2 separate regions of the Homo sapiens genome follow, and region 2 is linked to region 1. Evidence: read pairs that join two places in POLR2A ChIA-PET (ENCODE). Cell type or tissue: GM12878. All regions are shown on one strand. Each heading gives the region's core, and the rest is flanking DNA. Links, peaks and the distances in the headings are about the cores only. Region 1 holds the start of LOC124901812 (a long non-coding RNA gene). Region 2 has its middle 130 kb from the start of BET1.

Evidence for each region. ChIA-PET counts read pairs that join two places held together with the same protein. Peaks named below come from ENCODE experiments on the same cell type or tissue, not always from the same donor. Only the 100,000 strongest peaks of a DNase experiment are listed, where the experiment ranks them.
Region 2: POLR2A ChIA-PET joins it to region 1 with 5 read pairs; 2 of 35 experiments call an interaction of 5 or more read pairs at or near these places.

What each region holds. Positions count from the first base shown.
Region 1 is chr7:94,073,759-94,090,115 of GRCh38, forward strand. LOC124901812 (a long non-coding RNA gene) reads right to left here and starts at 16,043. Exons shown (of 2, transcript XR_007060642.1): 1 at 15,411-16,043; 2 at 14,480-14,607. In GM12878, for the core only: no CTCF peak of the experiment used is centred there; no DNase peak of the experiment used is centred there.
Region 2 is chr7:94,125,860-94,142,216 of GRCh38, forward strand. No RefSeq gene overlaps it. Among named protein-coding and RNA genes, the nearest start is that of BET1, 130 kb to the left of the region's middle. In GM12878, for the core only: no CTCF peak of the experiment used is centred there; a DNase peak (open chromatin) is centred at 7,822.

The DNA of each region.
Region 1 (16,357 bases), core at 7,876-10,375:
AGGACACGGCATGCTTGTATCTCACCAGGAGGTAGCCCAGATCCCCAAAGTTCACCAGTATTGCACCCACACTTTTTTCTCCTCAGCTTACATAGAGCTTTAGCCACATAAAGGATTCTTTTCTTTGCCTTTTCTTTTCTTTTCTTTATTTTTTTTTTTTTGAGACTGAGTCTCGGTGTGTCACCCAGGCTGGAGTGCAGTGGCACAATCTCTGCTCACTGTAACCTTCGCCTCCTGGGTTCAATTGAGTCTCCTGCCTCAGTCTCCCATGTAGCTGGGATTACAAGTGTGCACCACCACACCCGGCTAATTTTTGTATTTTTACTACAGATGGAGTTTCACTGTGTTGGCCAGGCTGATCTCGAACTCCTGACCTCAGGTGATCCTGAGTGCTGAGATTACAGGCGTAAGCCACCACACCCAGTCCACATAAAGGATTCTTTATGACCACAAAAAATAGGAGGATAAAGCTTCAGTTTGGTTCATAGATGGGTCAGCTCAATATCTCTGTGAAAGATGACAATAAACTGCTGTTACACTACAGCTTCACTCTTATGACACTTAAAATCATGGTGAAAGGAAATCCTACCTAGGGACAAAACTTTGAGTGGTACACCTGGTCATCCACTTTATGTAGAAAGAAAAATGACCCATGATAAGAATATGTGTGGACTGAAGAGCAGTGGCAAATGGCTTGCCTGATGGGTCAGGGCCCAGGAGAGAGATTAGAGGACTGTAGAGACAAGGCAGTCTGGAGAAGAGGCCAGTAGACAGACTTATGGGATTGGGCACCAAGTGTGAAGGTCTGTGTATTGAATGATAATGTCCGCTGCAGGGCATCCTACATGGAGGAAACACTAAAAACAAAGTAGACAGAGTACTCGGGCTGACAAAGCCGGGCTGACAAAGCCGGGCTGACAAAGCAAGGCTGCCACTGGCTACCCCAGGGCTGACACAAAGAGCACATGAACAGAGTAGTTATGGTGGCAGATACAGAGGCCATGCATATGTCCAACAGCATGAATGCATATTCACCAAGGCGTGTGTAGCTACTGCTGAATGCCCAACCTGCCAATAACAGAGACCAACACTGAATTCCCAATATAGTACCATGCTTTGAAGAGCTATTAGCTATTGATAGCAAATTGATTACACTGGACCCCTTTCATCTAGGAAAGAGAATTGGTTCATCTTACCTGAAATCGATTAATAATATCGATATAAGATTGTCTTTTCTGCTTGTATGGCCTCAGGCACTACTACCACCATATAAGATTCTGAATAACATGGCTTTGAACCAAGAAGCCCACTTTGTAGCAAGGAGGTGTACTTGTTAGGGTTCTCCAAAGAAACAGAATCAATAGGATGTGTGTGTGCACGTGTGTGTGTGTGTGTGTGTGATTTATTATAAGGAATTGGTTCATGCAATTATGATGACTGGCAAGTCCAAAATCTGCAGAGCCAGTGTCTAGCTTGAGTCCAAAGGCCAAAAGCTTCTGTAGAACCAGGAAGAGCCGATGTTCCAGTTTGAAGACTATCAGGCAGGGGAATTATCTCTTACTCAGGGGAGGGACATCCTTTTGTTCTCTTCATGCTTTCAACTGATTGGATAAGGCCCATCTACATCAGGGAGGGCAATATGTTTTACTCAGTCTACCAATTTAAATGTTAACCTCATCGAAAACACCTTCACAGAAACACCCAGAATAAAGTTTGACCAAACATCTAGGCACCCTGTGGCCCATTTAAGTTGACATATAAAATTAACAATCACAGAGGGTGTAGCAGTCATAGCAGTGGGCATGTGGTTATGCAAGTCACGTGCACACAGAAACTGCCAGTTGGATAGAGTAACAGATGGCCTTTTTAACAGCATAGACAAGGCACCAGCTTGAAACTGATACTCTGAGGTACACCTTAAATCAATGAAGTTTATATGGTGCTATGTTTCCAAGAGGTAAACTATGTGGGTGCAGAGACAAGTGGTAGAAGAGAGTGGCTCTGCTTCTATGTACCCACTTGAAGAAGTTATGCTTCCCATATCTGCAATTCTAGGCATTTTTGGTTTAAAGGTCCTGATTGCTATAGGAGTAATGTGTCCACCAGGGACAGTGGAATTTCTGATTCCTATTAACTTTGAGTTGTGGCTGCCATCTGGTCATTTCAGACTTTTATTTTTTTTCTTTTAAGGTAGAGTCTCGCTCTGTCACCAGGCTGGAGTGCAGTGGCAAGATCTTGGCTCACTGCAACCTCTGCCTCTCGGGTTCAAGCAATTCTCCTGCCTCAGCCTCCTGATTATTTGGGACTACAGGCACGTGCAACCACACCTGGCTAATTTTTGTATTTTTGGTAGACACAGGGTTTCACCGTGTTGGCTAGGATGGTCTTGGTCTCTTGACCTCGTAATCCACCTGCCTCAGCCTCCCAAAGTGCTGGGATTACAGGCGTGAGCCACCGTGTCAGGCCCTATTTCAGACTTCTTATACCAAAAGATTGGCAAGCTACAGAAGGAATTACTATCCTGGCAGAAGTAATTGACCCCGGTGATCAGGCAGAGGCAGGTCTTCCACTGGGACAGGAAGCCTTACATGGAGGCAGGGAAGAATACATTTGACCACCTGGCAATCCATTGGGACATCTCTTGGTACTACCCTGTCCAAATTGGCAGTAAATTGATAAGTGCAACAGCCATCATCTGAAAAGGCACAGTGGCCAGGGGATCAGACGCTTTATGGATAAGTGTCTGAGTTGCCTCAATATTTAAGCCATCTAAACCAGAAAAGGTGGTAACTAAGGGTGAGTTGGTGGAGGCGAGAAGTGACGAATGTCACCTGAGCTCCTTAGGCTAAGTACAGAAACAGGGCTAGAGCTTATCTTAGTGATACTCTTATTTTAAATTTTCCCAGGGAAAGGGACTAACTAGAATCCTGAAGGAGCTGTCTTTGATGGGGTAAATGTTTTTTATATGAGTAAGTGGATTTGAGCAGCCCAAGGGGTGGACTATAGTGGATGCTGTGGTTTGAAGGCCATATTCTCCCTTTAAGAATGGGACACCTATTTGCCTATGTCAGGACTGTAGCCTACTTTCAGCTCATAGCTGAATTGCTTTCCAGAAATTTCCCTTGCCCAAGAGTTCTGTCTCATTCAAATATATGTTCCCCTCTCCCCAAGAACAGTCCTCCTCCAATGACTGCTCACCTGAGGGGAAAGGAAGTACAAAGGCCTGGGGCCCTTACCTTAATTCAGGACAAATCTGAAAGGCAATCACAGCTTCATAGCTGAGACCATAGTTGTGACTATATCACAGTTTAGTTTCTTCCTCTGCTTAATTTTGCTTCCTTCCAGTAAACTTTCTGTTCACAAATAACTGTCCCAGAATCTGTTTCCAAGGAACTTAACCTAAGACGATAGGACATATTAGTGACCATCCAAAGAGGCCTTAATTTACTTTCACATGAAGTCATTTAAAAGCACACACACACACAAAAATCCGCTTCCATTATGGCACAACTTATTATGGTACATCTTTTCAGATATATGTGGGGCCTCCCTGGCAGCATGAGCTGATGAAATAAATGAAACAGCTCTGTCAGTACCTGTAATTCACAGAGTTCTTGGTGCAAATGTCATTTAAAATAACCAGCCTCTAAGTGGATTCCACCTGATTCAGATATTTAAGTTTTCTCTCTAGGCCATTCTGAACTAAGAATTATCTTAGGTTCATCCAAAAGATGGATTTGGGAACTGTTGCTGGGTTCATTTTATGGGTCCAAAGTAGAGCAAGTTCTGTTGTCAGAGCATTTAGAAATATGGATATGTTTGCTTCTTTTCTACCTCATTACCAAAATATATAGGATTATTTGTAGCTTCAAAAAGTGAGATAGATAAATCCCGCTGTGTTCAAAGTTTAACAGGTATCTCAAACTGTTTTTCAAATTGACTTGAAATATAAAGTCACAAAGCCTCAAGGCAAATGTAAGCTGAATCTTGCTGACTCTTTTTAAAATGTCCAAATACTGCTATTTTTTAAAATGTCTGGAACAACTGGTGATATTTCAAGAGGAAAAAAATTGGAAATTTTTTTTCTTTAGGCAGAAGTGAATTATTTCAAGCTCCAAGTGGTTCCAAATTCCATGGAGCTCCAGAGACTGGGTTTCCTGAGATTTCTAGCGGGCACAGTACTTGGCATAATAAACTTTTCTCCTGCTCCATTCCCTCCACCTCAAATAGCCACGTGCCCTCTAACCAGCCCTGGAGACAGACCTCAGTGTTGAATGATGGATAATAGTCATTTTCACCAATTCGCTTTAAGAACTATGTTTAGTTTCCAAATACTAAAGGAACAGGAACCGCTGCCTTAGGAGAACAGTGAAAATCAAAACAGTTTAAATTTCGAAGTTCAAATTCATAATTCTGTGCTGCAGTCTAGTTTCCTCCCCATAGGAAATGTGGTATTACATACAGTACAAAGGGCTGCACTCACGTGGAAGGGTTAATCCAAGGCTGTCAGAGCTGAGAATGACCTTGGAGACTACCCATTTCTATGCCTTTCACTTACAGATGAGACGAAAGGCTCCAGGGAAGTGATAGCAGAATGGAGAGGAAAAGAGACACAAAGTTAGACACATAAAGTTCTTAACTTTGTTCTTAGTTACTTTGTGACCAGCTTAGATATTAAGAGCATTCACTTATCCAGAGATTTCTTTTATTTCTTTCACTTGAGGTCTGCCTCTCAGCCACAATTCCACTCCACTCTGCCTGCCCTCAACCTTGTCACCCCTTTCAGCAAGCTGACCTCATTATTAAGGCTTCATATGTTAAAGAATATCTCTCAGAGAAGCTACCACATGTGTTACAGTCTTTTATGTCAGCCTCTTTTAGGTAAAATGGATGAGAGTAAGGCCTGGCTGATGCTGATGGGGCATCATGCAGAAGCAGAAAGCTGTGTCTCCTCTTTGTTAATCTTGTATGCAGGGCCCAACAACCAATGCCCTCCTTCTCTTGAACAGGACAGAAAGGTCCTGTCTTTGTTTTCTTACCTAAACCAGCCCTAGAGACAGACCTCAGTGTCTCAAGCACTGTGATGCCTTGGTTTACTTACTCTAACATGTCATGCACTATTTCACGTCCTTCCAAAGGCTTCCTAAGATTTCAATCTCTATGTCAATCCCCATCCCCTCTCTTTCTCTACTTTTTCAACTATACTCTTTTTTTCCATGAGAAAGGTCATGTTTCTTTTCTTAATTCAGTAAAGTTTTATACAAAAGTCTCTTGTAATCCTACATCTATCTATATATAATATATATGTTATTTTATGTAATGCCTGATCTATGACAATGTATAGTCAATAAATGATAGCAATTATTTTTAATTATCAAAATAAATTGTTAGAGATTCAAGTTAGCATACAAAATGGAAATACATTGACAATCTAAAAACTATACTAAAACATAAACTCAAGACTTTATTCCTCTTCCTGTTCTATCAAAATTGTGCCAAGTAAAAAAATAAAAATTGTTCTTTTTATTTCCACATTTTCTGCTGAAATACCTCTTGTGGGTAAACAGTTTGGAAGAGAAGAGCTGAAGTCTAGAAAACTGACACATTAGATAATTAGACAGTGAATAATTGAGAGGCAACTGAAATGAGTATGAATTTTTAAAATGGCATCACAGGCTAAGATCACATCTCTCAATCAGATAATATTGTTAATTAAGACATCTTATTTCCAATAAAGTTTGAAAAAACTGCAGGCAGATGTTCTCATTCATTTTATAGATAATAAACCTGAGGCTCAACGAGACTGTATGATTTGTCCAAAGTAAAAAAACAAAACAAAACAAAAGCATGTTGATAACAGGGCAAGATAGTAACAGGGTAGGAATTCACATTTTTTTTCAGCACATTTTTTTGAGCTAAATTACATCTGTGACGAAGTGTGCAGATTTTAAGTGTACAGCTCAATAGGCTTTCACAAACTGTACTTTCAGGTATATACCACCTGGATCAAGATGTAGAATATTAAGAGCAGACAGAAGTTCCCTAATAAGGCATATATAAAAGAAGCCAGATCTTTTGACTCTGGGCTCAATCCATAAAGGTCCTTAGCATGATTGGACTTTTTTTCCTGATATACACAGCAATGGAATGACAAGATCAGAGTGACAAGATCAGAGCAATGGAATGAAAAGATCAGAGAAAAAACGGACTGAAAATCTTTATATGCTATTGGTGTGAAGCAGTATTGTACTATAAGTGCTATGGAAGACCACTCAACAGAGGTCCTGGAAACCTATTTAAAATTCTGATCTGTTGTTTATTAGATGTGTCATCTTCCACAAGGCTTAGTGCCTTTGCAATTTTTACTCCCTCTTTCCAAATTGCTCCTCTCCCTTTTTTTTGTCCTGAGTAACTAACTACTACCCATCTTTCAGGACTGAGCTTAATCCTCACGTCGGTGAAAGCCTTTCTAACATCCCCAATTCAGATTCCGTTTTGCCGTTACTAGTCTCACAGAAACTGGCACTTCTCCTTAAAAAAAAAAACTTATCTAAATTTTCCATTTATAAGTGATTATTTTGTAAGCATTGTTTGTTGATAATAATATCTGCATCCTCAGCTGGTAAGTTCTGCAAGGGTAGAGTCATGTCTGTTTTGCTTGCTACACCTGTTTGGGGTTACTGAGACTACCCTCAAGTTTGATAATTTGCTAAGAGGACTCCTAGGACTCAGCAGATATTTGTGCTTACAGTTGTGATTGTTGGAGTGAAAGGATACCGTGCACAATCAGCAAAGGGAAGTGGCACATGGGTGACACTCAGGGAAATTGAGCGTCAACTTCCAAGCATCCTTTCCCAGTGGAGTCACACAGAATGCACTTAATCTCTCCAGCAATGAGTTGTGACGTGTAAAACGTTGCCAACCAGAGAAACTCAGAGACCCATTGTCCAGTGTTTATACTGGGGCTAATCACATAGAGACCCTCTGCCAAGCACATACCTAAATCCCAGACTCCCAGAAGGAAAGCAGGTGTTGAGGACACACCACATTGTCTATATAAATAGTTTCAGCACCATGAGTCACTCTTACCAGTTCTGGGAATGGAAGGAACCCTCCTAAAATTTCTGTTCGCAGATGCGAGAACACCAATTCCATGAATGGTTCTCAAAATAAGGATTTAGTTTGGGAAACTATCAGGAGATATTGGTTAACAGGCTTAAATAATTTGCTGGTCTTTCTTTAATTGCAGGAGTTTCAGACATTTCAGTTTATATAAATCTGCAAGGTGGTAAGGGAAGGTAGAATATGCAGTGTTTCCTAGAATATGTTTTTACCCTCTCATTTTAAGAGATTAGTGTTCTGGGAGAACATGTCGACAAATGTTGCTCTAATTCCAGCCCCTTTTTTCAGACCAGTCACCTTCCCACCTCAGCATGTTGTGCTGTCAAGGTTTAGGATAGAACAGTTCAATGAACACCTTTCAGGTTGCATGGAACATGTTAGAGCTACAACTGCTTAGTCTGTTAAGTCTTTTACTTCCTTCTAAGCCACTTGCAGTCATGATCATAACCCCATAACACACAGCAGTGACCTGAATCACAGATAATGGGAGAGTAGAGGGGTTAAGCATATATTTTCACTGATAGCAAGAGACTATTTATTTAATATCCCACCTTATATGACCCAATTTCTGTTTCTTGGCAGAATTTTGCAAAGGCAATTCAGTTTTGCAAAGGTAACTTAATTGAAACTCATTAGCATGTTACTGACCATACAGCACAAATAGTGTAGAACAGAAGTAATTAACCACTGTTCCGGTTGAAAACCTACATTCAGCTCCTTTTCTATTTTCTTCATGGCTTCTGGGGTTGAGACTACTAAGGTGAAAGCTGTGTCAAAGAGGTCATAAATAAAACCACTGCTTTGGATAATTAATATATAGTACTATGATTTTTTTCAAGTCAAAACTATTAATTTTTGACAAAATACTACGTATATTCATACAGAAACTCATTTGGAATAATGGTTTTTATATAAACACTAGAGGAACACCTTATTTTTCTTCCTGGGTTTAATTGAACAATTTTAATACAAAGCAAATTAAGTAAAATAGGATCGAAGCTTCTCTGCAAAGTAATAGTTTACTAAGTTTAGCTAGATGTATGCTTAATGAAAAACCATAATTTTTTCCATGGTTGGAGGAACTGAGACAATGGTTGTTTGTCAAATAATTCAGACCATATATTTAGACTCCTCAGCCACCTATGAAGGTATTGGTAAATTAGCTGGCATCAAGTCTCAACTATGGGCAATTTATGGAAACAATTACAGCCCCAAAGAGTGACAAATTTTCTTCTAATTCTAAAGACAGGGACCAAGGCTTTATATTTTCATAATGAGAATTTTAAAAACTATCTCAAAAATGATGCTTGGCTTCTGCAGTTGGATAGAGAATGTCCTATGATCATTAGGTCTGATCTGTTCTAGAGACAGAGCTGTTAGCAACTCCCAGCCAGGAAGTGCAGATAACTCAGTGGATGGCTCCCTCCACATCAGAGGAAAAACATCTCAGAGTGCCTTTGCTGCACTATCATTCTATGTCAAGGAAATACTGCTTGAGGGTTAATAATAAACTTCTATTCCTTGGTAGAAATATAATAAACTCAATGTAGTAATACAAATGAGATAAATCAAAATAAAGTCCTTGAATTCCAGTACTTTGTGGTTTTCTGTCCTTTGTGCAGCATCACAGGGGTGTATCAATTTATTTCAAGGGTGTTAAATTCTATCATTCACTGCCACCATCTCATAAGAAAAAGTGACACTCTTAAGGCAACAAAACTGAAAGGCATCACAATAAGCTATTTAGCAAAGGTCTGGAATGTCCTCAAGAAAGTCAATGTTGAGGGTAGAGTGTTTCCTCAAGGAAGTGGAGCTATTCCTCATAGCACTGTCTGCAGAGGGTTTGCTGAAAAATCATACAGAGACCCAGCAGCTGCACCATACATCACATATCAGAGTCTTAGGAAAAGGAGATGCACTTTGGAATGGAGATGCTGGAATTAATGCATAGTTAAGAGGTATTTGGACTTTATCATTTTACTGACCAGTAGTAGCTGGTCATTTTTTAAAAACGGGGTCTATTATAGAGGCAAATTTTTTAAGTAAAGATGTTTAAAAATATAGTCATTTAGTATTACTATTTCATGCAGAAAATTAAAAAAAGCATTTAATAGCAACAAAAAGGAAAAACATAGTTCCCAAATAAAACACCATATTTAAATTTAAAAAGAAAAGTAAGCGCTTTGTTAAAAATGTATCCTATTGCCCTATTGCTTTTCTAGATAGAGTGGTGAAAATTTTATCAAGGGTCAAGACCACTCAGTGGACATTGATAAGAACCACCGATGTGCATGATGTTACTTAATGTTGTCCTTTTCACCTGGTAGATACCTTTACAGTGGGATTTGAGAATCTTTGATTTTGAGAAGATTACTACTTCAGCTGCCTGCTGCTGTTCACAGAGCAAATGATGGTTGAACTCCTGGCCGGCGAAATTTCATTTATTTGTTCTGAAAATATTTAATGATGTCATTTTATCTCTTAAGATCCAAATCAAATAGAAAATGTAAAACAATAAACACAAGGTGTCAGGTGTCTGGCTTATACAATCCTTTTAAGAAATGGTCCACAAACAGTGCATCCGAATTAGTTGGTGATACTTTTAAAAACAATGAAGTTTATGGAGCCACACCCAAGATCTGTTTAAATCAGAAAGGTTAGGAGTAAAGCCTAGGAATCTACATTTGTGACATGCTCTATAAGTGATTCTTATATACACCAAACTTTGAAAATAACTTTTTTGGATGACCCCAGATGGACAAGATCATATCCTGCTCTGGGGGCCAAATTAAGTCATTTTTAGCTGCATTTTGAAGGATGGGTAGGACTTGAGGATGAGAATTGGAAGGAAGGGGCATTCTTTTTGGAAATAATGACATGAATGGAAACATAGAAGCAGAAGAACAAATTGTATTTAGCGAATGGTGAGGAGACCAGTGTTGTTGGAGACAAGCTATAATGAAGGGGAAGAGCAAAAAGAAAAATGAAGAAGCACGTAGGAGTGACATTGCGATTGACTGTCCCACTAGAAAGCATCTGCTTCCCATACAACAAATAAATAGAAGGTCCTCCAAGTATAGGTGACCTAAGCAAATATAGTAAATGTTACAGGTTCAAAGATGGTGGAGGGGTGAGAATGGGGGGTTCTGTAGAGCAGGCACTCCTCTATTTTCAATTATCTGTTTACTTATTAATATTCAGCTTTGATCCAAAAATTTAGAAACAAGCTCTGACAATCTAATTTCATTAACAGAATTAATAAATGAGCTTTGTTGATGTGTCTGCATTGTAACATCCTCAGATAAAGCAGTGCTAATCAACTGCTGTGGTGGATAAAGATAAGCACACAAAGACTGTGATGATGTTTCCCTCCCTTTTCATAATTAACTTTCGAATCTGTCATGCTTTTCAAGGTCTAAAATAAAATAGTAGGCAGTGAAAGTTTGATCATCAATTGCATTTAATAACACCAATGGATATTAGATCTTACTGTTCTATTTAATATTTTACTTACTTTTTATTTAAACTTCAGATTCTATCAGATTCTATATTTTCATGCTGTTTCATTCTTAAAACGCTTTCATTCCCAATTCAGGGATATTTGTAGATTCTTACTATTTGAGTGCATGAGTTAAACCTTCCATCTACTGGCTCACTAGGAGGCCTGTCCACCATGAGACCAATCCAGTGCTGAGCCACAAGCTGCAGCAACTGTCATGGTGGAAGAACCCTATGGCCACATTTTGATATTTTTTTCTTCTTGGCCACTTCTTTCATCAGATATTATTCTACAGCTGCCAAAGTCCACACTGCCACCACTGTTCATGGCACACAACTCTAGACCAGTTTGAAATTAGGTGTTCATGTTCAAATTCTGACCTGATCACAGGTCATGGGCCTAGTGTGGAAGAATAATTCAATGTCATGTGGTACAAAACATGGCCAACTATATAAGCAATCACCTGTAAATAACTCTTGAACCCCTTTGGAAAGGAGTTGTGATCATGACAGATTACATTACTGACCTTTCCACTACAGCATACTATTCAGTACAGGGATCTTTTGACACAGGCAACCAGTTTATAAAACCAACATACAATGTGCTTAAAAAGATATTCAATTCATCCATGCTCAAATGATGAAGGCTTGATTCTGGAAGCTTGACCATGAGTGACTGAACTCTGTCGTAGAGAAGTGGCACCTTTCTGATCTGAGTCATAAATAGTGGCATAGGATATGATTTCAAGTTCAAATTTTGTAGCATTGAATTCAAATTTATCAATAAAATATATAAACTCTTCAAGATGAAAAACCTGTGTGAAGTTCACCAGTAGACCATAGCGAACACAAATTGAATATCCAAGCCTGAATGCAAAAGTGATTTCATAGCTCCAGAGCTTTATCCTGCAAACCAATAATAATAATAATAAAAACTATGCAGCTGGAGTGGTCAGGTCCTCTTCATCACTGCCAGGGATTCCTAGCTGGTCTTATTGCAATTCTGGGTTCTCATAACCACTGCCACTAAGAGTGGAGCTGGAGGCATAAGCAAAGGACAGACCAGTGTCTCCAACTCTCTTATACCTGGGCACTGAGCCTCCACAGCACCCACAAACAACCCAGTAGCCCCACGGGATAGGGCCAATGCCACAGCCCACAGGTTATGTGCTTTTTATGTTTTCTGTTTGCAATCGCACTGCAAATTACAGAGCCTTTGTTAATGTTGTCATGACTGAAACACTGATGAATGATTTGAAGCCATTTCCCAAGAAGCATGAAGAAGCTTGTCATTCTGGCTTAACACCCAAACTTGTTTGCAAAAACTACTTTAACCTTCTAGTTTTCTCTAGATTTTCTCTGTCCGGAACCCAACAATCAACTGCAGCAATCTCTCTATGTCTCCCAACATATTTTTGTAATATTCCCCCACAAGGCATGGAACTTCTCCATTTCCAACCTCCTATTTTAGGGAAATGTGAGTTTAGAGAGTTGATAGAAGCCTCTCCAAAAGAGTGGTTTCTTCCTTGGTTCTGGTATATTTTCTTGTCCAAGAATATCCTTGCCAGGCAGATCATTTCTGCCCCTCTTTCTCTATACAGAAGGAAGGCTAAATGGCTCAAGGGAAGGGTCATAGCATTTAAAGTCTGGCAGACGGTTGTGAGTGGTGTGACTGGGGAAATGTTATTCAACTTCATTGTACTTCAGTTTTCTCTATAAGACTTAAACTGGGGATGAGAAATAGCTAATGTAGTGTTTGGCATGGAGCAGGTATTCCAGTGAGGGATATATATTGATTAATATATATCAGTGATGAGGAGTTAATATATTGAATATATATATATGTGTGTGTGTGTGTGTATATATATATATATATAGTCTAGTGATTGGTCTATCTGGTTAAAGCCATACCATTGGATACCTCTTCTTGGATTCCTATGATAAACTAGATAGATAGATAGATAGATAGATAGATAGATAGATAGATAGATGATAGATACATAGATAGATAGATAGATAGATAGATAGATAGATAGATAGATAGATAGAGTAGATAGACAGATGGGTTCAAGAAAGAAAAAGTTATTTTTAGAACAGATGGGAAACACCTGGAAGTCACTGAACCCCTGCCTTCCATGGGTCTATAAAATAAGCCATCTTAAGCCAGCTGTGGGATGGATAGAGCCACTGATTTGATCTGGCCCCTGAAGCTACCCAGAAATCAGAGTTGAGCTAAAAGAGATACTGAAGAGTTAGCAAACATTCCTTCTCCATCTTAAAATTTGACTGACTGTGGTCTGGCCAGTTAGAACCCAGCTGGAAAATGGAAATATCTCCTAGTATATGAGGGAAATATTCTGCTTCTCCCTGCAATGACATATATTATAGATGATATATAGGCATCATATATATTATACCCCCCACACACATGTTTACATATAGTAGAACAGTAGTAGGAGTTTTTGTCATTTCTTTGCCAAACTATTTTCAAAGTGCCTTAGAAACTGAAAAATCACAGGAATGTAGTATTGGGAATCTGAACAGCTAGATTCTAACAGTAGCATACTGGTAAACCTACTCTCTTGAAAAAAAGAAAAAATGGTTTGTAGTGTTTGCTGATTTCTGTGGTGTAAATATTCCCACAGTGGCTGATTTCAAGCTATCAACCTGACATCATCAAACACAGAATTGGGAAGAGAAGAGCATAGCTGGCTCTTGTGAGCTGGTACAAGCCAGTTCTAACACAGTAGTGGTTCTAAAATAAGACATGTGTTTTGTGAACCAAACCTTACTGTCTAGGTTTCTATTTTCTCATACGTACATCAAAAATTAAACAAGACTAAAGTTTTTCAATTTAGATGTTAATAATAATTATACACACACACACATATATAAATATATTACACATGTATATGCACACAAATGTGTGTGTATGTGTATATACACACATATATATACACATATGTTCTTTGCTCAAAGAAACTTGAGAAACTGTAAAGAAAATTAAGTAGATTTCTTTATAGCAGGACCTCTTAGAGACTTTAATACGGTGATTATGTAAGAGGAAGCTATAGTATTTAGCTTTTCCTAAACATTTTTTTATGGCATAGCTGTTAACAACAACCAGACCTCTGTGTTTGATATTTTTGCAGCTTTGAAATCCAATTTAAAAAAAAAGAAAAAGAAAGAAAGGGGCCTCAAAAAGTTACCACCCTCTTCCCCATGCACACTTTCCAACTCCATTCCTCGCTTTTAAGTTAGGGGAGCTAACTTTTGTTGCGTACCTACTAAGTGCTGCATCTGAAACTCAGCTATACCAAGGTTTTCTACCCGGAAAGACAGAAATTATCTCCTACTCAATTCTATATTAGAAATCTGAGCTTCACTAGATAATTTAGCCAAAGCCATAGTTTGTTTGTTTGGAGTGAAGGAGGCAGCGAACACTGCCAGTCAAAAAGTACCTCTCCCAGGGAGCCTATTTAGAAACAAAAGTGAAATCTAATTCACATTCACATAACCATAACCGCAATCGATCCTGTAGGTGGAGAGCGATTTTAGCAATAGTGACACCTTGTGGCATTATCTGCCATGGCTCATTAGCCAGGAAGGCTAAAAGAGATTCCTTTCCAGACAAGTCACCCACTGAAAGCGGTGGAACCAAAGTGAAGAGTGCTGAGAATTTTGCAGGGTTATCATTTTGTTTTTTCTGAAATAACCTGAGATAAAAGCAGCAGAGCTGTCTTTTTTTCCTCCTTTTCTCTTATCCTTAGTTCTTTTCTTAGATTCCTATGATAAACTAAGAAGCAAGGAAGTATACATTTATATCCTACTCCACCTATATCCAAAACAAAATAGTCCATTTTAAATGCAAAGGTGACTGTTTATTATACAAAACACTAATGGCCTTAATTTCCATGGGACTTGCAGTTTCTGGGAGGTTCTCTGTATATTCTTTTCTTGTGTTTTCAGAGAGACTTCAGATGCTGCCTAATAAGAAGAAAAAACAAACACATTTTTCTAAAGCAGCCAAAGTGCTTTTAGGCTCTTAGAAGATAACAGGGCTGCTGTCAAGTCATTTGAAGAGACATCTGGAAGGCAATTTTACAAAGATGAGGGAAAATAGGAAAGCCAAAACTGGACAATAGAGTAGAGAAAGAGGAAGTTAAAAAAAAAAAAAGGACTTTTACCAGCCTTTTATTGTAAGACCAAGGACATACACTGGATTCTCAGATTTCACAAGAAGCCAAAACATTGTTTAAAACTTCCATTTGAAATTCTAGAGTGGAGAATTAAGGATGCATGTGAACTTGTTGCAGATTTTCAGGGGTTAAGGCAGTGGGGAGAGAAAAGGTTTAAATTATGCAGAGGCACCATGACTCAGAAGGCAAAATAAAGAAGTGGAAAATGAATGTTTGTGACTTCCACTTATGTCATGCTGCAGGCACATCAACTCTCTGAGCTTCTGTTATGCTACCCACAGAAAAGAGATAAATACCTAGAGGGAGGCAGGACAGTCACAAAAAAGACCAACTCTAAAGCCCTTTGTTTAGCTTGGTGACCTGGTAACTGCACCTGTGCCCTGTCTCCTTGGTTGACAGGGGATAAAGATGGTGATGGGAGCTCAGAACAAGGGAAAAAGAAAATAGGACTTAAGGGAGACGTAGAAAGGTTCGGAATGAAAGAATGGGATTAAGGGAAGGAAGCAAACAAGCAAGGAGGCTTTGTGAGTACTGTCAGAGACAAGAGACCAATGAAACTATTTTCTCCAAGTAAGTCTTGCTTCCAATTACCTGTAGAGAAATCTGTCCTCAACATCCCTGGATGAAGTGGCCGGGGGCAGTGAGCAGAGGAAGTTGAGCAGGGATTCCATGTTTCTGAACTGTTTCTCATATTCTTTTTTTCCACTAGAATATTCTTCCAACTCTCATCTCTCATTCAAAACCTTAACTTGTCTCTCTAGTAGCACCTCACATGACTAGTAAGCCCTTTCGAAGGGGTATGCACACCATTGGATACCCCTTCTCAATAATGGCTTGGCAAACACTGCAGAGCACCCACTGTGCACCAGACACGCCAGCAGCACCTGGATGCAAAGGATGAAGTCACAATCCCCTCAGCCCTCCAATTAGCAGCTCACTCAAGAATGCTCTGAATCTCCTTCCCATTCTACATCACTGCATCTCTCTTGCTGTTCTTACTACTGTTATTGGAAACAATTGCTTTCTTCCCAAGACAGGTCCTAAACTACACTGGGGTAGAGACAGTGTTTCCATCTTTGCATCTCTCTCTGTGCTGTCCCAAAGCCATTGCACACAGCAGATGCCTCCTGAATAAATGATCATGTATTTGAGTTGAATGCCTGACTGACTGTGAGGTTAGGACTTGTTGCTTCCATTCCCAAAGTGCTACGCTCCAACCTAGTGAGATAGAGGTAGTGATTTTCTCATTGGCTTGTGGCTAGGGAAGGCTAAGGTTCAGCCAGCAAAGAGATTTAGCAGGAGGGCCAGCCAAAAGAGTGCACCAGGAAAATGGAGGTCCGTGAGTAGATAACATCAGATTGGTTAGGAGGCAAAACAGAAAGCGAAGTGGACCCAACCATCCCACCACAAGTGTCCCGCCTGCCCTCGAGCTAGATCTGAACATTCCTTTATTCTTCCTGTCTCCAAACCTATTCCTCATGCCCTAGCCCCTCTGGGCAGCTCTTCTTGGTGGAGTAACAACAGCTGCTATTCTAAGT
Region 2 (16,357 bases), core at 6,596-9,095, 51 kb after region 1:
ACGTATGTAACTCAACTTAGTGCCTTTATTTCCCCCTCTTTAAAATGGAAATAATAATAGCACCACCTCAAATGGCTGTTGCAAGAATTAAATGAATGAATTCACTGCTTCTCAAACATCAGTATGCATCCGAATGGCCTGGGAATCTGGTAAACCTGTGGATCCTGACTCCAAGAGCTAGAGTGGAGCCTGAGATTTTGCATGCAGGATACTTAGGACAGTGGCTGACATGGAATGAGTTTTCAATAAATGTCATGTATGATCATTTAATGATCAGATAAGGGAAGGTCTGTTGGAGAAAATATTAATTTCACACATTCAAATAAATTTTTGAGATAATGATGATTTAAGAGATCCTGTACTGTGCAAGCCAGCCCACCATGCCAGACCTTCTACTGGGTTTCACCTTTGCATGACTGAGGAGTCAAGTACAGGTCACCTTTTTTGTTACTGGAAATGGTATAATTTTCAAAATGCAGTTGGAAGGAATGTGGCTCACAGTGATGTAGCCCCCTAAAGAGCAATTTTTTTATTGAACAAATATTTATGGAGTATGTGTCAGGTATCAAACCAGGCACTGGGAATACTTGGCCATGCCATCATTTTAAGCTTTTCCTCCATAGAAAATGTAGCATATATCCCCTAACACTAATTGGAAACTAACTAGTTGCAAAGTGGGTGTTACAGGGAATATCAGTCCTTCCCCTAAATCTGTGTTCCTTTTCACTTATCTATCATTTTCTATTTATTTCCCCACTTTCAATCTGTTTAAGTACAGCCCTCCTCTGGACAATTCCTGAGCATATTCACTGTCTTATCCACCACACACATTTTACAGTATTGAGTTCATATATAATATACAGCTTTTAGCATTGTGTACTGGAAAAAATAATTAACAATTAACTATAATTTATTTACATGTCCTACATTGTTTTCAAAATTTTCCTATACTGCCACAAAAGAAAATTTTTCTTGTTCATGTACCTTACATATTTGTGAGGAGGACTTGTAGACACAATAACCTAAATTCAATCTTTAAAACAAAGGACTATTTTATAACCGTGTTTAATTCTATGATGTAAAGGCAGAGTTAGAATCTCAGCTGAAAGCAAAATCCCAGGACATTTGGCTAGACATATGCCTTTTTTATGAAACATATCTATATTAACATAATTTGCACACTTGTACATGTCTATCTTATATCAGCTTAATCCTTATGGACATCATTCTCATATTCTCCCTTAGGAGGTAGTAGTAATGGTTTCACATGTTAGAAAACTCAACTTGCTAACAGCATTCCTAGGATTTTCCCTTTTGCTGTAAAGCTACAGATTTTTGGCATTTGTTCTGCTAAATGCTCAAAAGAATAAAACAGAAAGCAGTTGTTCTTAATTAAACCTATTTGAGTCACAGATCCCTTTGAGCATCTGATGAGTTTATGGATCCTTTCTCCAGAAAAATAACCACATGCACATACTTGGAGATTCCAGGTATAATTTCAGTAGTTTTATAGACTCCCCAAAGTACATCCATCCAATGACCTTAGGTTGAGAGTGCCTATTGTAAGAGCTCTCCAGCCTGTCTATAAACATCAGCGTATATTACAGCAGAACCCTTTCCTCTGAGCCATTTACATTGAGAAGGTGGGAAGCAGTTAGGCACCCAGGTACTTTTGAATGAAGATGGAGTCTCATGTTACCTATCAAACACAAGCCCCAAAGCTGTAATTGACATAAGAACCTAACTTATATGATCTGACATCATGGTGCTGTGACCCATGGAACAGTTTTCAAGGAAAAAACTGGGCCGGGCCAGTTTTCAAGGAAAAAAAGAGTGGGCTGGGCGCAGTGGCTCATGCCTGTAATCCCAGCACTTTGGGAGGCTGAGGTGGGCGGATCACCTGAGGTCGGGAGTTCGACACCAGCCTGACCAGCATGGAGAAACCCTGTCTCTACTAAAAATACAAAATTAGCCGGGCGTAGTGGCACATGCTTGTAATCCCAGCTACTCGGGAGGCTGAAGCAGGAGAATTGCTTGAACCTAGGAGACAGAGGTTGCGGTGAGCAGAGGTCGCGCCATTGCACTCCAGCCCGGGCAACGAGAGTGAAACTCCATCTCAAAAAAAAAAAAAAAAAAAAAAAACATAAGAATGAATAGTCGATGCTTATCAGGCTTCTTCAAGGAAAGGCTCTGGGCACATGAGGATTTATTTATGCATGCACATAGGCTTATGGAGGTGACTGCCACCTTGATGTCACTAGCACATTCCTCTTTAGAGATGGAGATGTAGGTACAGCTGTGATGGTAGATGATAGAAAAACACCTGTTTGTTATTACAGAAAGGATTCTGACTCAGAGCCAGGAAAGTCAGTTGTCTAATCCCAATTGCCATTAAATATGTGATCTTAAGCAAGTCATTTTATTTCCCTTGGCCTAAGTTTATTAATCTGTTAAAATTGTGCAATGGCATGTGACTTTCATACCTCAGAGTCTTCTCTGGGTATAAAATCAAATAACTTGTGGAAGGTATTTTGGAAAAAAACGTATCTATGAATTCTCACAAAAGCACCATACGTTATGAACATTTTCAAAACTACCATCAAAGATGTTGGAAGACCCTTTTCAAGTCTTACCATTGACTCGTTTTGCTATTACTACTCTTATCATTACTATCCCAATAGTATAGAGGCAGGAAATTTTCTTTGTTTGCTTTGATGTTCCATTTTTTTTTAAACAACAGCAACTGAATGGAACTCCTCTTACATGTATGTGGAGCCGTAAAGTCATTGCAAGGAAGTCCCTGTGTTTTTAATCTCAATAATTCACTTTCTCACTAAAGCCCTAAAAGGCTTTCCAAATAGGTTAAACTAATTTAGAGAGAGTCTGAATAAAATGTTGAATGTATAATTCATTCTGATTAACAAATAATCTTTAACCATAAAGAAAATTTCCTCTTGGATGAGAACCTTTGATTACTAAGAGTTTCAAACTTCAAATGCAAGTTTATCACTCCTTTTAGGAAAAGAAATATAGCAGAAACTTTTGCTTTTACTTCAAAGTAAAACTACACTAATGGACAAATAAGTTTTACGTTGTTCATTCTCATGTATTTTTATTGGACCTTAATGGATGTAGAAAATTCTGATTGTGTTACCTTAATCTAATGAAAGACTCTTAAAAGGTAATGACTGTCACAGACCCTGTTTCTCCAATTGGGTCTTCTCTGATAATTCATCTAGTTGGAATACTCTGTAATTATATAGCATTTAGATTCTCTTCTCAATGTACTCATTGTTTTTATGTCAATTGCCAGAATTCTTCAGGGCAGAAGAAGCTGGGCCTTTATTTCCCTCTACTGCTTCCTTGGCAATTGTTTGAAGAGTACTATGAAGACTCTTTTTTAATTCCTCTCACTTGGAGGTAAGCCTTTATAAAGGCAGTCATAATGTGGAAAGCGGAGACTTGTGCTGAGAATGACATTGTTTCATAAAAATGTCAGTGATTATTAATTCATAGAAGATTTGTGAGGCGAGTGGAAAGACCTGATATGCCTCATTTCCTTGACCATATTCATTTTTACCCTGGAATACACATTTTGCTAATTACTGTTTAAAATTGCATTTGCCTTTTACCCAGTCACAATCATATTCATTTTAATCAGTTCAAGTTTGTGGGATGTAAAAATGTTTTCCTATTCATCAAGATGTTACTAGAATAATACTGTACAGAGTCTTGGGCATTCCTGAGAAGGAAGAGTTCTGCATAACAGATTACAGGACACTATCCCAAGTACATGTACCTAAGGAGTACAAATATATAGCCCAAGAAAAATACTTATTTCCAAGCCACTTATCACTAAGAATTCAGCAATTCCAAGGAGTAATTACATTAACCTACACTGCTGTCTAAATTTGCTCAAGTAAACCTCGAGGAACACAGAGTGCTGTTTTAATACAGTACTGCATTAACCCCAAAGACTTCAACTGAAGTTATGTTTCTTTCCAGTACCAGATTTTTACAACTTACTTTCAAATGCTTGGAATGTTCTCTGAGACTCCCATGTGCATCCAAAGGTCAAGGAATTGACATTTCAATATCAGCAACATGACTTTGGAAGCTAGCAGAAAGATAAACACAGTGAGTCACTTGTTTAATCTTGACAAGTAATATGGCTCATGCAATCTGAGGCATCCCAAGTGAAAACAACAGATGTTAGTATCTGCTTTGGGTAAGAGACCCTGGCAGGTCATAGCCAGTATAAAGAATGAGCATCTTAAACTCCCTAAAAGGGAGCTATCAGGCTAAAGGATCTAAATCCAGAAATTATAGCCACCCTCAGAATTCATATCACAAACTCTGAAAATGAACAAAATTAAATGCCAGTCTTTGGAGACATTTTGTGAACGACAGATATTTTTGTGCCATTAAGTGCTGCAATTGAGTTTTAAGTAGATTTGGACCAAGAATGGAGCTGAAGAATTTTTAATGAAGGCTTTAACAGTGTTTACGTTTATAATAATGAAATTTTTTTTCCCAACCCTTCCTGAAATGTTCATTTAATACATACATCCACTCAAATACATCTTTCTAAAACAAGATTTCTGAAATAAATTCTGATGAATTTTAAGCTTTCTTACAGCAAAGAGTTTGACCTGTTTATCTGGTTTGATGGCTTACCCAGAGTAGGTGCTCAATTCCTATTTGTTGAATAAATTATGCTTTCAATGTCATTTTCTTTAAAAAAAAAAAAAAAAGAGCCCCCAACCCCATGCCTATCCTATTCATATCAAAACTCTCCTTCAGTCCTGTTTTCCACCACTCTCCCGCACTGTTCTGGGACTTATTTCCCTATGGCATTCTTGCTACAAGGATTGCACTCCCTCTGTCCCTCTGTCTTCTCTGTCCTATTCACCATCAAGTTCCAATTCAAGTCCCACCTTGTCAATAAATTCTTTTTCTACTGCTTGGCCCACAAAGCTGTTTGTATGGTTGTTTCACCCTCAGAGTCCAGCAGTTCTCATGTAGCTCTTCTCTAGTTGTGAAACCTGTGTTCAGTTTGTGATACAATCAGAGGGCGGCTCCTTCAGAGAGAGTAAGGATCATGTCTCTGCTCCTATTCCCTGCAGATTCCAGTCTAAAGAATGAATACAGGGGCTGGGCCAGGCATGGTGGCTCATGCCTGTAATCCCAGCACTTTGGAAAGCCGCAGCGGGTGGATCACCTAAGGTCAAGAGTTTGAGACCAGCCTGGCCAACATGGCAAAACCTTGTCTCTAGTAAAAACTACAAAAATTAGCCAGGAGTGGTGGCATGTGCCTGTAGTCCCCAGCTACTTGGGAGGCTGAGACAGAAGGATTGCTTGAACCTTCTGTTCAAGCGATGGAGGTTGCAGTGAGCTGAGATCGCGCCACTGCACTCCAACCTGGGTGAGAGAGTGAGGCCCCATCTCAAAATAAATAAAAAAAATATATATATATAAAATAATGAATATAGGATATGATGGTCTCCTAAAGCCTCAGCTAAGAGATTCTCATGGAGTCAGAACAGCCCAGTTAACCTGAGGATTTAGTTCACTGCTGTTAATAAATATGGCTCAGTTTTAAGCTCAGATCATGAGAGCTATGCCAGACCCTTTCACAGTGGGCTAGGTATGTGATTTCCTTGTAGAATTATTGCAAAATTTCAATAATACAGTTGGCCCTCCCTATCCATGGGTTCTATATCTGTGGATTTAACCAACGGCAGATCAAACATATTCAGAAAACAGAATGGATGGTTGCATCTGTACTGAGCATGTATAGACTTTTTAAACTTGTCATTATTCCCTAAACAATACAATAGAACAACTGTTTAGTATTTACATTGTATTAGGTTTTATAAGTAAGCTACAGATGATTTAAAGTATATAGGAGAATGTGCGTAGTTACATGCAAATGTTACACTATTTCATATAAGCACTTGAGCATTTGTGGATTTTGTATGGAAGGGGTGGTCCTGGAATCAATTCCCTACAGATACCAAGGAATGACTGTTTATGACCCCACACCCACAAAATTCAGTTTTTTGAGTAATACAAGTTCTGCATTGATATCGGTCTCTCCCTTTCATCTTAAATCAGATGTGTCAATCTTTGTATTGCGAGAGTGAGTTCAGACTGATGTGTAAATATATAATTTATAATTACTGGGAACTCTGTGCAATTCTTTTTAGAGAATGAGTTTTGCATTGTTGAGATCCCCACATTTTATTTCAAATTTTCCTCTGGACTACCTGTGACCACAATATCGTAGCATGAAGAAGAAAGAATTACCTTATTCCTACTTCTATTTTCCCACAGACTCACTAAACCAAAATTTACACAGAGTTTAAAAGTGAGCCAGTTTCCCTAAAACTCAGAAGTTTCTGATAACAACGTCTGTGAAAGACAGTCAACTAAGGAAAATAGATCACCATCCTCACAGCAGGGTAAGGGTTGATAATTTATAAACACTGGATCAAAAGTGAGCTGAGATCACACCACTGCACTCCAGCCTGGGTGACAGAGCAAGACTCCATCTCTTAAAAAAAAAAACAAAAAACAAACAAACAACAACAACAAAAAAAACGCAAAGGAGAACCAGAAAGAAAGAGTGAGAGAGAAAAGGAAAGGGAATAAAAGTCAAGAATCATGTATGATCTGAAATAGAAACTAGCTCTAACGTGACACTTATATAGAAGTCTACATGAAAGCTTCACATCTCTTCAGCTAATACAGAATGGGATCCAGTCTTCACTACAAACCTGTTACAAAACTCAAACTTGCCCAAAATGTTTCAAATACTTATTCATTCAAGATATATTTTTTTGAGCTACTACTATGTGTCCGGCACTCTTTAAAATGTCCATATATCAGTGAACAAGACAAAGTCTCTATTCTCAGGATATTTGTGTTTTCATAAATGGCCAGGATCTAATTTATCAGACAAAATAGTAGTATGCATTAATTGAACAACTACTGAGTTCCAGGCACTTTGTATGTCATATCTGATTTAATCTTCAAAATAACTCTAAGAGGTAGAAATAGTATTGTCCCTTTTTATAGTTGAAGACACTGAAGTTAAGAGAGAGCTAAATAACTTCCATAGGGTCACACATCGAACAAGAATTTGAGCTTGGATTTGCACCCACATTTCCCTGACTGCTAAGCAGGACAGTCCAAACAGGCTTTAAATACTAGAGCACCAACAAAGTGGTCAAAAATATATTCCACCTCATGAATGTTCTGTGTTGTAGTAAACACTTGAAATTGGGAAAGATTTGATTCTTGAAATATTAAGTTAATTTTACATTATGAGATTTATTTTGTATATAGCTATTAGGATAGCAAATTGCAGGATAATTTTTTTTCATATTAAACCCTTTACCTGTTAAACTTAATGTACCTTATGCAGCCTCCTGCAGTATCCTCAATTGTCTGTAAGAATGACATTTTGCTTGCCTACAAAATATAATTTTAAAACATTTCCAAAAATCTTCAAATGAAAAAGCATTTTACTGACTGACAAAGACAGCTCAGTATTTTCTTTCCTTTGAGCTCTCTGGCTTCTCTTTGGTTTTGTTCTCACCTTCCAGCTTTCCACAGCATCTGAACCTTGGTCCAGGGAACCCACTGGCTCTGGCAAGTGAGACTCTCAGCAGTGCTAGGGTTCACCACCAAACTGGCAGCTGTGGACGTCGTCATTTCAGAAGCTTCCAGAAATGAGTGTGGTTCTGCAGAATGCTAGAATTCTTTTACATGAACAAGGGCTTTGCTGCCTCAGAAGTGTTAATGAGAATTTCACAAGGGGGTGAGGGAGGCCAAACCACAGCTCTTTTTAACTCTCAGCTCCTGGGACCTATTTAAAGTTCCTAGAAACCCTGTGGGAAAATGCAAGACAGAGCAAGCCAGACAATAAGACCTGGTGTAGACCACGGCAATACAGAAAGTTGTACTCAGCATAAAGAAAACAATACACGTTGTCTCTGCCCTTGAGGACTTTATATTCTAAAGTGGGAAGGGAAATCATTTTGAAATACCCAAGTCAGTCAATAAACCATACACCTAATTAGAGCTATGCAACTACAGGAGAAATCTACAATAACTGTGGCATTCTTCCTCCGCAAAGGGCATTTTCTTTCCAGAAGCAGTACAACATGATGGTTGGAAAACAGCCTCTGGAAGCAGACTGCCTAGGTTAAAATTCTGACCCTGAAACTTTCCAGTCATATGACCTCAGCTGGGTCATATGAACTCTTGTGTCAGGTTGTCTTACGTGCAAGAAGAGAAAAATAACAGTATTTCCCTCATAGCCTGTTGTGAGCATTAAATGAGTTAACATATATAAAGTACTTGTAATAAGTATTAAGTCAGTTAATAAATATAAAGTGCTTGTAACCAAGTTTGACTAACGGCAAGTGCTATAGAAAGTGCTGCTTCTGTCTGGTAGTATATTGTTTGTCTTTAAGACAGTTCTGAAGATTGAGTGAGTCGTTTCCCTAGTCTAGTAGCAACGATAATAATTTTTCACCAACCTTATGAAGTAGTAACAATTTTAAACCTCATTTGAATATGAAGAAAATAAAACTTAGCAAGGTTTAAATAATTTCTCTAAGATTTAATTGCAGATCTGTTCGACTCTTCTGGAATTCATTTTCTATATGATCTCTTGCTTTGTCCCTTCAACCATGAAAGAAGATTAGGAAGAATGTTCTAGCATTTGAAATGGGACCCGAACTAAAAGAAAGTTGTTAAGTGAGCAGGGAAAGAAGTTAAGCAGATCTCTAATTTCAAAATCAAAGGCAATTGAAGTACAGGTCTTAGCAGCAGAATTTTGTTGCCTCTAAAATTTCTTCAAGCATCTGAAGAACCACACATTGGAAGTTCACTCAGAATATGTTTTCCTTTCCTAAAGTCCCCTTCACTGATATTTATGACAAGAGAAGGCAAGATGAATTTGAAAGGCAGAGGTTCTGAGGCCAGAGTTACTAGGATCTGATGTGTTTATCACAAAAATCTAAAAGCTGAAGGAGTTATCAGAAATCAGTTGAGATAGGTAAGAGGGAGAAAAGAGATCTATGTCCTGGGACAGACACCTTGAGCTGCCTAAAAGCAGCAGACAGCTCTTAAAATTGGTGCCTGCATCCTTCATCCTCAGTGCAATCTTGTCTTAAAATATCTAGATTGTGAAAAGAGCTAGTGCTGCTCCAAGAAGCATCAAGAAAATGCTGAAGTTTTATTCAGTCCTTGGGGGCAGACTGAAAAACTAATAAGTTTATGAAAATTGCCTATGTATCATGCTGTGAAAACTTCTACAAGGATGCACAGATGGGCTTCAATTTGGACAACTTTGTTGCTGCATATTAAGGGCCTTTGATTTTAATATCCAATAATGAATAAAACTACTGGTGGGTGTCCTCCTGAGTCATAATGTAATCAGAGGAGAATGGCTGAGTCTGCCTCTCATTTCTTTTCACTGTTGAATATTTGCTCTCAGCCAGATGTACCTAAGCTGAGAACACAACAAAGAAACATTGTATATGTGGTAAAGGAGACCAAAGGGATTTTGTCAGAAGGAAAGCAAGAACTAATTAGAGTCAAATAAAAGTGTGGCTTCGAAGTTATGGAAATTACTGGACTTTCTAGAAGCAATCAACCCTAGTATACACAGTCTTCCAAATAAGCCAAAACTTTTCTGCAATAAAATGTAGTTTATTGAGAACTGTCATCTTTGTTCCCTACCTAATGGCCCAGCCCCACCCTGATCTCAGATCACTGTAAAGGCAGAACTTACCACTAGGTTTTAGCAACACCTAACTTCCCAGGTGCCTGAGTGTTAAATACTGATTACCTATGCTGACTAATGAATTAAAGCTTCTCTTCGTCTGAAGACATTGTTACCTAACTGGTGAGTAGGATTTATATGTGCCTTGTTGCCTGTATCTTTCTCACTTAGTAAACTTCATTGTCTTAGCTGAGTTAGTTTGAAGTCAAATTTAGGTTACCTTATGTTCCTTCTTGTCCCCAAGTAAAACCATTGTGCGGCCACAATTTTTCACCTTTTCCTCTACCCACATTCTTTTCAATGTGATTTTGCAGCTCCTCCCTTCAATTAGTAGAGTCTATTTCTTTACCCTATGACTTGATGTGACTACCCTTTTGACCTCTTTTTGATATGTGGAAGAAGTAAATGTGTAGAATGCCAGGCTAGTCCTGGCCATGGACACTTTGGCTTTCTACCTTAATCATGAGAACAAGAACAGACTATCATGCTGGAAGATGAGAGACTACATGGAGCAGAGCTGAGTATGCTCAGTTGTCCCATTCAAGGTCTCAGAGAAAGTCTGTCCCATATCAGCAAAGCTACCTGACTGATCTAAAGTTGGCATGCTAGAGTGCCACTGACTAGGAGAACCACTAGGCATCCCAATAACTCTTGGGGAAAAAATGATTACTGTTTTAAGCAACTAGATTTGGGGATGATTTGTAACATGGTGCTATCTAATAAATACAACCACCATGTTTTCTACCCAGTTCTCAGTTCTGACATGCATTCTGACATAGCCCCTACCTAAATGTAAGCTGTAATCGTCAGCTCCTGGCATGGTCTGACATTCAGTGCTTCTCATAACATAATTACTAAACAAATAATGTAATTGAATTCATATTAGTGAGCATTTGGATTGCTTTCTAATTTGAAATCAGATTTAAGTTTATTTTTCTTTTTCTTTCTGAGTTGTGTCTCTTTTGTATTCTAAATTTGATGTCTTCTCTATTTCTTTTTCACTTTCATTTAGACAGAAATGAACAATAAATTTGAGATATTAATAAACTTTATACATTCCTTTGGTAGAAGAATTTGGACAGTAGAAGGAACCATACAAAGAGAAAGGCAAATAATCCCAAAGCAAGTGAGAATGGAAAGTCTGCCTTGATCTTACAAATATAATGAAATTCTAAATCAAATCACAAAAATATTCTTAGAGGTATTATTGCATAATTTTTATATTTTTATGTGATTTCCAGTAGATGTTACCTGTCCTACATTTTATACATTGTCATATTTTTTAAAATTTTTCTGGAAACTTAATTCAGAAGTCTAGGCACTAAAGGTAACTGAATCTTTTTGATTTGGTGATTTAGTTCTTCTGCTTAGTAGAATTCGGAATATCACTGAATTTTCTTCTGTCTTCTAGCACTTTGAGATTTTCAGCCAAAGGAACTGCTTTTTAAAATAATTGGCAGCAGCATTGATTTACAAAGGTGGATAGACATTGCTCGTTGGGGAATAACGTTTTCAGGAGCAAGCATTCTACAAAGGTGAGGGACTTAGGGCAGATAAGCACTAAATTTTTTCTTTTCACATAATTCTCTTTATGGATAAAACTCATCAAATTTTATCAATGTTAGCTTTATGCAGCAAAGCAATGAGTGTTTTTAGATTACTATTTGCCCTTCTGTACATCTGAAGCAATAAGCACAATGTTGACATCAGAAAGCTGTTATATTCTATGGAGATGGTAGAGATGCTGTTTACTTGACACAATTGAGGACTCTGCTTGTTTCCCCTTTCTATGGAGACAGGTGAATTTATCGTCATAACCAGCAGTTCGGGAAGGGCTGTATAAAAAGGAAAGAGCCTATGTTCTCCTAATTAGCACATTAGATAGCAGTCATTTAATGCTTGGCACTTGATTGTGTTCCTTGTCTCCTGCAGTAAGCGAACATTTCCCATCATGGTCTGGCTGTTGATGCAAAGATGCTGTGAAAGCCTTGTTCTTGTCTCCTTCTTTCTCTACCTCATTAACTGGTTCATTTAAATTGTGGCTTCTTCATAAAGTCTAACATTTCAATATCAAATGTTCCATTATTAAATTAGGCATTAAAAAATAGGAAAGGGAGGGTTGATCATCACATAATATGTCTCATTTATTTCAATACTTACAGTGATTCCATTTCATTATTTGGTGGTATGCTGGGGCCCATGTACCCCTGCATCCTTACCATCTATTGAAACAACTATACTTTTTAATTCATTTGTGTATTCAACACACACTTACTGAGCTCTTTCAATGTTCAAGGCCCTGAAGAGAGACTTTGATGGAAAGAAAGAGAAGTTTTGATCCCTCCTTAAAAAGAGCCTGTATCTCCTTCCCTAGGAGAGATCAACTTTAAGAAAATCTTAATAAAGAAAGGTAACACACTAACGTAAAGGATAAAAGACTTGAATAAATACCTGGAAGATTAGGAGTAGGCACAGGAAAGGAAAAGTGTATTAGATTCACCATTGCTCGGCTTCAACAACTTGTTAAGTTCTGTATTTGTGTTTTGTGTAGTTTTCTCTAGATTTATTATATCTGCAATTAAAATATCAATAAAGTAGAAGTATATTGATAATGCTGCAAAGGGAGAGACATGGAAGACAGTTACCAAAAATGAATGGATGTTCTTAGAAAACTAAGGAGAGTTAATTTTTAGAATGACAGTTAAACTGGTATCTCATTTCAGTATAAATTAGACTCATACGAAGAGTAGAAGATGTTCAAGTATGATTTTATTCTTTTCCCCAGAGAATTAAAATCTGACCTCTGTCTAGTGTCATTAATTAGCTTTCTCTCATCTTCCTCTCTAAATGTAGTCTATCTACACTTTTTTACATCAATCAAGTTAACAGATATGAAATGTTTGATCAATTTAAATATGCTAGTTTGTTTTACATGGGAATAAGTACATTCCTATTCTGTGTAATTGATTTTTGTTCATCTAAATCCAGGTCTTCACAATATCCATAAAACGTTTATCGGCATAATTCTAATCTATCAAGATTATTTTTTAAAATCTTGATTCTGTGTCAGTTATTCACTCTTTCTATAAAGGTATTTTTATCACCACTTATTAAATCATTCAATAAATATTAACTGATTCCTTACTATGTGTTAGATGGATATAGCAATAAATGAGACAAACTTTCCTGGCTTCATGAAACTTAATTTATAGGGGAGAAGACAGATAATAAAAAGTAGATAGAGAAGTAGATAGTATGTCAAATGGTGATAAGAACTATGTGGACAAATAAAGTAGGATATAAGGGATAGGAAGCATAGAGACCTCTAGGCTCTGAGACCAGTCTCAGATTTTGGAAGGCAGGGCGATGAGGTCAGTAGGAGTAGCAGAGTGACAGTGAGAGGTAGGAAATTAATATGGAGATATAGAGAGGAACCATGCCCTGTGGAGCCTTTTGGACCTGGAAAGACTTTGGCTTGGCTCTGTAAATGGTGGGAAGTCATTAGAAAATTTGAGTCAAATGGTGACATAACAGCCTACATTTTAAAAGATCACTCTGGTTGCTGTGTTGAGAATAGATTGAAGAGGTACAAGAGTGGAAGTAATCAGATCTGTTGACTATTTCAGCAATCCAGGCCAAAGCTGGTATTAGCTTTGACCAGGTGGTAGCAGTGGAAGTGGTGAGAGAAGTGGTCAGATTCTGAGTATATTTTGAAGGTAGAATCATATAACTTGCTAACTGATTGAACATGAGATATGAGAGAAAGAGAATTCTAAGTTGACTCCATGGTTTGAAGCCTGGGCAACCAGAAGGATGGAGTTAGTGTTTACTGAGATGGGCAAGGCTGCAGGAAGGAAACTTCAGGATGGGAATCAGCAGTTGGGTAATGAACATGCTATATTTGAGATGTCTAACAGACATACACGTGAGGATATTGAGTAGACAGTGGAATAAATGAGTCAAAGGGGAGTTACGAGACGTTCAGGGTAGAAATAGAAATTGGAAAGTCATAAGCATATTGGCGGTTTTAAAACCAAGACACTGGAAAGAAGCACACAGGAACAAGTGTAGATAAAAAAGAGATGCTATCCCAGTTTAAAGCCCTGGAGAACATAAATGTTCAAAGATCCACGAGCTGAAAAAGAATCAATCAAAAAGACTAAAAAGGAGTAGCCAGTATAGTTGGAGGATATGAGTCTCGCTCTCCTATACTTGAGCAGAGCAACTTCTTATACAAGTTGTTTTAATAAAATATTTAATTAGATGTACTTAAAATATAAAGAATAAACAATGAAAATTCATATAACTCTTTGTGCTTTATTGAATCTTTACTTTGTTTTATACATACAACATTGCAGCTAAAGTAAGAACCTCTGTATACCCTTCTAATTCCATTTCTCTCCATCCCCCTTTCTCTCAGAAGTCATCACTCTTTTAAGTTTATGTTTATTATTCTCAAAGCATGTTTTTCATTTTTTCAAATTTAAATATGTGTAAATACTTAATTTTTGTACTATATACGTATGTAAACATTATATATATATATATATGTATATTATAGAAAAAGTCTCACTCTGTTGCCAGGCTGGAGTGCAGTGGCACAGTCTCGGCTCACTGCAACCTCTGACTCCCAGCTTCAAGCAATTCTCCTGCCTCAGCTTCCCATGTAGCTGGGACTATAGGCACACACCACCACGCCCACCTAATTTTTGTATTTTCAGTAGAGACAGGGTTTCACCATGTTGGCCAGGATGGTCTGAATCTCTTGAGCTCGTGATCTGCCTGCCTCAGCCTTCCAAAGTGCTGGGATTACAGGCATGAGCCACCGTGCCTGGCCAGTATTATTTTTAATGTGTTATTTTCCAGGTTTTTAAACTTTATGCACAAGCCGTATATTGCCTTTCATACTTTTGGGGTTTTATTTGCCTAGTAGTATATTTTTGATATAATGTGATGTCATTTTAGATAGCTTTTGTAATGCTGCACCACATTCCGTTACACAAATGTACCACAGAACAGTTTTCTGAACTTTTTATGCTGGACAGTGTGACTGTCTCCAAGTTTTACTGCTTCCAACAATGATGCTGCAAACATTCATGTACTGTCTTTATGTACCAATGTGTGTAGCTTTCTCTAGCATGCAATCCAGAAGTGGAATTGCTGGTCTTAGGACACATGCATCTTTCATCTTATTAAATATCCCTAAATTGCTTTAAAATATAGTTGTGCCAATTTACACTGCTACCAGCAGTGTTGGATAATTCTTTTTGCTGGACTCGCAATTTTTAAATCTGATGGGACAAAAATTTTGGTCCCTTTTAAATCTAATGGTACCAAAGTGAGCTCTCATTGTTGTTTTAATATTTATTTTCCTGATTACGCATGAAGTTAATTCAACTTCTCCAACATCTGTTGGCATTTTGGGTTTCTTCTTCTGTGGAGAACCTGATCATATCTTCACCCATTTTGTAATTTTTGTTTGCTAATGTTTTGCAAATAGGAAAACTCACATTAAATCTTTCTTTTTTCTTGAAAAGGAAAATCTGTCAGTAGTCAGCAACATTTTCACCAGGCAAGAGTTGACAGAAACTCTCGAGCTAGAACATACAATTTTCAGTTTGTCACAGTCCTGGCCACTGTTTATTGCATGACAACTAGCCAGATAACTTTTTTATTTATCTACCTGATCCCTAAACGAATTTAAATGGAGAATCCTTTTCTTAGCACCACCTGAACCCAGAATTCATTTGGGTTTCTCTCGAGAGTATTGCTTAACAAAGGTTAAACATTTGCTTAAATTGTTTAAATGGCACACGTGGGGATGTTATCCTAGAAAAAAATAAAATAAACCCAACATTAAAAACTTAGTTTATTTTATGGACATATCTCTGATTTAGGTAATTACGAGGCATGAAAATCCAAATTACTTAACATAAGGGGGTGATTATTCTACCTTTTGCCACTAACTACTTTTGCGAATAGACTTTAAAATTTACCAAAATTCACTATGGAATTTCCTTTACAAAGCAAGCTTTCCTAATGCACTTAAAAGATGTACTATTATTCAGCCAACATATATTTAACAACCTGCTGTTACAACCCACTTTCTAAAAACATCTACTGCATAAAGGAAGTTACATGAATACTTTGTACAACATTTTCAGCTGATTAAAAAAATTAGTATGTTTATTAGTACCTGCCTCACTGGAAAATTAGAGTGATGGGAACCCTGGCAGAGTAATTGAAAACCTAGAAACAAGACGGAGAGGGAAAGTGTGAGAGGTTTTGAGTGAAGATATTCTGGGGGCATTTCTTCACTGATGAGGATCTGGGATGCAAGGCTGATCCAAAGGAAGTGAATTATTTCCCCAGGGTACTATGTCTGCTCTTTTGGTAGCTGCTACCACATAAATATTAATGTCTGTTTCAGATAGCGTAGCCTCAACAGCTATGCTCACTTCAGGCATGGATAATGCAGAAAAACAAGAATATAATACATTGTTAATTTCCTAATGTTCTTTAAACAAATAAACTTTAAAATGAAACTACCTAAACTGA